2 separate regions of the Homo sapiens genome follow, and region 1 is linked to region 2. A link is a loop called in an ENCODE intact Hi-C map of the cell type or tissue named here. Cell type or tissue: prostate gland. All regions are shown on one strand.

The links. Peaks named below come from ENCODE experiments on the same cell type or tissue, not always from the same donor. Only the 100,000 strongest peaks of a DNase experiment are listed, where the experiment ranks them.
Region 1: it touches region 2 in a loop (3-fold over the local background); 9 of 110 quality-filtered maps call a loop at or near these places.

What each region holds. Positions count from the first base shown.
Region 1 is chr3:29,641,484-29,643,983 of GRCh38, forward strand. All of the region lies in intron 4 of RBMS3 (RNA binding motif single stranded interacting protein 3), which reads left to right. RBMS3-AS2 (RBMS3 antisense RNA 2) reads right to left here and starts at 1,333. Exons shown (of 3, transcript NR_174948.1): 1 at 1,176-1,333. In prostate gland, a CTCF peak has its summit at 1,148; a DNase peak (open chromatin) is centred at 1,408; H3K27ac peaks cover 1,814 bases.
Region 2 is chr3:29,756,353-29,758,852 of GRCh38, forward strand. All of the region lies in intron 5 of RBMS3 (RNA binding motif single stranded interacting protein 3), which reads left to right. Among named protein-coding and RNA genes, the nearest start is that of RBMS3-AS2, 110 kb to the left of the region's middle. In prostate gland, no CTCF peak of the experiment used is centred here; a DNase peak (open chromatin) is centred at 1,219; H3K27ac peaks cover 1,523 bases.

The sequences.
Region 1 (2,500 bases), 110 kb before region 2:
ATACACGTTTTAATGTACTGCTAAATTGCCTTCCAGAATGTTTGTGCCAATTATTACTTTTAGTAGTATATCAAATACTTTTTAAACAATAGATACATTCACTTTAAAAAGAAATGGCAATGACTTTTAATTTTTTAGCTTATTTTATTGAGTTTGAAAAAGATTTGGCCACTTGTTTTTTTCTCTCTTGTATACTGTATGAACATTTGAATTTAAAAAATGTATACTGCACTGCTTCTTTAATTGTCATATTCACTGAGGTAACATTTGTTGAGCATCTACTCAAGACAGGCACACTGCACAGGGTGAGAGATGTAAAGACCAGGACACTTATGCTAAAGTCAGTGGTGTCCATGAAGAGCAGAGGCACAGTGAAATTTGCCTGGTCCTTCTAGGGGCTTTGGAGATGCATATTAAACATCTGAAGCCAAGGGATTCTTCTTAGAGCTGTCCTCCCAAGAAAGAGGGAACCAAACAATGAGGAGATTTGGCAAGTCCTACCCAAAGAGAACTGACATTTCTTAGGCATTTTATGAAGAGATACATAGAACTCCAGTTCCACTTGTTAAAAGCAATAACTGCTTTCACTTACTGAACATGCACGCTGTGGCAGGCTCACTGCTGATATTTTACAACTTTCTGCGATCAGAAAGGTTATAACCCGTAGATCTGCCAATGAGTGGATTCTGACCCTGGGTGAAGTGAATGAACTAGCCCAAGAGTTTGCAATTCTAAGTGGAAATGCTGGGATTCACCATCTGATCTGATGCTTTGCTCTGTCTTCTCTTATTTACACCCAGGTTTCTCAGCTTTCCACCTTTGTTATATTTGCATTTTGCCATACCTGCCTGTTAACCTTTTCTTAAAACAAATTGATCATCTATGTTTATTTTTGAACACTTTGTTGTTAGTTTCCTTAAAAAGGAAACTTTGTATCTCTATTATAAATAGAAAATCAGTTATATTTGCCATATAAAAATAAAATAAGTAAAAATGTATGGTTTCATGTGTACCACCAAAAAGCATTTCATCTTTCTATCCCCTTTCCCATCTCTTGCCAGAGGCCAGGCTATAACACCTGAGGAAACACTGCCCCAGTCACTGCAAACATTTAGTCACTAGGGACAGCAGAACAAGACTGTGGGAACTTGGTAAGAACCTGGGACCCTTTGTACCTTTCTTCTGTTGGTTTCTTTATTCTCATTCTCTTCTGGATGGTCTCCAGAATAACTGGGGAGACAACACTTACAGGAAAAGCGCATGTGTTCTTGTCTCAGAGTGGAAGAAAGAAGAGCCGCCGTGTTCCAGCTAGTGCTCAGAGAAGGTGCTCTACATATCTTGTTGACCTTGATTTGAGCTATAAAAGGCTGCTGACTCAGAGCATTAAAACAGAACCACTGGCTTATTCTCTGAGTAATTCAAGTCTGCCTTTCCCTCAGTCGATCCCAGAGGTGGCTAGTCAAGCCTGGCGATGTTCATTTACCATCAGAGATTAAGCCTGTCTGGCCAGGCTTTGTCTGGTAGCATTTTCTTAATCAAATATAATGACAATTTGAATAAACTCAAGTCCATTGAACATTGTTCATGTTTTATTATTAAGAAAAAATAGGCACTTTGATTCTTGGAACACTTTTTAAAAGGCTCCTCGCTGTGTCAGTCTCTGTTTGTTATTTTGGGGCATGACAGTTATCTAAAGAGAACCAGCCAGATTTAATCTGACAGCCACAGTCAGGGAAGAGCGCTACCAATCTAATTATCCAGTAATCTAGTCAGAATGGGAGTAATTCTAGGCCTTTCTCAGGCAGCTAATCACATTTCCTGTGCATTAGCAGCCACACATGGGGAGCTTTTAGGAACAAGGTTTTTGGCCTGCACGGGCTTCATGAGCCTCATAGTGGTATAATTTCTTTGTTGACTTCTTCCCCCAGAGTGGTTTCTTCAGGATTTTTCATTTTGTTCTCATTCCTACTTTTCCCCTGCATTGCCGAGGGTGTCTTAGCTTAGCTTCAAGTTCTAAGTTTGACGAGCTTCTGACTTTCCTTTCAGAATGCAGCAGAGGAGGAAGGGTACATTCACGGATCCATATGCTTATTTCTTGTGCAGGGACAAATTAAGGAGCGTAACACAGTCTGCAGGGAAAAAAGGGAGAAAAACGTGAAAGTTGTTTTCTTCAAGGAAAGCGCCGTTGTTTGTGGGCCATTTTTCATGTCATTTCTCTATCAATGTGGGTGATTTGAGGGAGGTTTCTAGAGAAAAGGCCGGAGAAAAGAGACAGTTAATGGATATTTAGTTCTGTCGTTGTCTCTGAATGTCAAGCTGTAGGTAATATTGATCTCGTCTCATTTCTGTAATCACAATTTTAACATGGAAAAAGGAAAACACACACACATTCAGGGAGTGGGAGCATTAATGAATTTCCTGCCATTTTCTTTCTCTGAAAACCTCCGTTTAGGATAATTTCATATTAGTCCTGTAAAGCAGAATGTTTTTCGAGTGCATT
Region 2 (2,500 bases):
ATACCTGAGACTGAGTAATTTATAAAGAAAAAGAGGTTTCATGGACTCACAGATCCACATGGCTGGTGAGGCCTCACAATCATAGTGGAAGGCAAAGGGGGAGCAAAGGCTTGTCTTACATGGCAGTAGGCAAGAGAGTGTGTGCAGGGGAACTATCCTTTATAAAACCATCAGATCTCATCAGACTTACTCACTATCATGAGAACAGCACAGAAAAAAAACCCACCCCCATGATTCGATTACCTGCCACCAGGTCCCTCCCATGGCACATGAGAATTGTAGGAGCTACAATTCAAGATGAGATTTGGTTGGGGACACAGCAAAACCATATCACCAAGCTACCCACATTTCTTCCCAGCAACTACAAAATGTGGGAGTACCCACAACTCCCCAATTCAGGTTTAGTAACTCACTAAAATGACTCTCAAAGCACTTTATGTTTATCAGTTTATTATAAAGGATACAACTCAAATGAAAGAAATGCATATGGCCAAGCATCAGGGAAGGAGTGTGTAGCTTCTGTAGCCTCTCTGGGCTCACTACCCTCCTGGCATATATCAGTGTCTTCACCAAACTGAAAATTTCCTGAACCTTGTTGTTTAGGGATTTTTATATAGGTTTCATTAGGTAAAACCTCTGGGTTTGATTAATTAAATCATTAGCCCTTGGTGTTTGAGCTCAATCTCTGGCCCCTCTCCAGTTCTTGGAAGTCAGAGAGGGTGGGGATGAAAGTTCCAACCCACTAATCAAGTCTTAGTCTTTCTGGTGACCAGTCCCCATCCTGAAGCTACCTGAGTGACCTCATTAGCATAAACTCAGATGTGGTTAAAAATAGTCTGTTCTGAATAACAAAACATACCCCTATCACTCAGGAAATTCCAAGGGTTTTAGAAGCTGTGTGTCAGCAACCTGAGAAAAAGACTAAATATATTTTTTATTATGTCATAGTTGCCATGCAGAAAGCATGGGTTAAACTGTCCCATCTATTAAAAGGAATCACAGATTTCAATTTTCATGTGAAATCTCCCAAGTTTCAAATGTTGACAACCATTTCAAAATTTCCAAAATCTCTTTGCAGTCCAAATAAAACATACCTGTAGACTGGGTTTGGCCCATGGTTTCTAGTCTCTCATACCTGACACAGAACTTCGGAACAGGAGTTTTCAACCCTGGCTGCACACTGAAATCACCTGGGTAGCTTTGAAATCTTTGTGCCTGGGCCTCATGCCAAAACAATTAAGTCAGAATCTCCTGGGCTGGGCCCCAGAGATTGGTATTTTTAAAAGTAGTTTTCTGATAATTTTAATGTACAGTGATTTTAAAAGCTTCTTATTTTGCAATAAGTTTACCTTCACATAGAAGCCATAATGATAATATAGATTTTCTATATATTGCACACCCAGTTTCCCCCATTAACAACACCTTAAATTACCATGGCACATTTGTCAAAATTAAGAAACTGACATTGGTATATTACTATTAACTAAACTCCAGACTCTATTTGGATTTTGCCAACTTTTTTATTAACATTTTCTTTCTGTTCCAGGATCCAATCCAGTTACTATATTGTGTTTAGCTGTCCTGTCTCATCAGCCTGCTCTGATCTGCGATAATTTCTTAGACTTTGTTTGTTGGAGTAGTACTGGCCAGGTATTCTGAATGTCTCTAGATCTGAGTTTGTCAGCTGTTTTTCTCATGATAAGACCCCTAGTTTTCATGGGTTTTGGGAGAGAATACCACAGAGGTGAAACACCCTTGACATCTCATATCAGGTTATATTCCATTTTTGAAAACAACTTCTTGAAGTAATAGTGGCTGGGTAGAGTGGAGCTAGCAGGACCCATCCTACTCTTGAACAGATTGAAGTACATCAGTCAGTAGAGAAAATCAGGAGGGATGACATGAGGCCAGCAATGGAGCTGCATCTCTTGCAAATAAATAGTCTCAATTCAAAGTCATGAGACAACAGTTCTATTCCAGGCTCATCCACTAACTAGTTTTTAGGGAAGCCAATCACAGTCTTCTAGTGTTACTTTCTTCATCTGTACAATATAGAAGTTGATATCTGAGTCTTGAAATTATGTGACTCTCAAACTCTGGAATGTGTTTTCATTAGTCAAATATTGTCATCCACAGTTTCATTTCCTAAGAGGAATGTGTTGTAATGCTGAGCAAGATACCCTCAAAATTTCTGGTTTCTACAAAAGGGCATGTAAGGGAGGCCTCTCTGCTTCACTGTTTGGTACTTAAGACACTTGTATCCTAAGAATGTCAGGTGCCTGGCAGGAAGAAAACAAATTGCAAAAACTGAGAAGAAAATTCATCGCATTCATTCATCTTTGTTTCTGGAACTCACTATTTTATTCCTTCCGTTACAATGGATTAAGAAGGAAATGACATAATTTGTTTTTGAAATGTCAGAAGCAGTGCAGAGTTTAGTACTTTAAAAAATAGTTTAATGTTGACCCTGTGCATACGTAAATCTTACCAGAAATGAGGA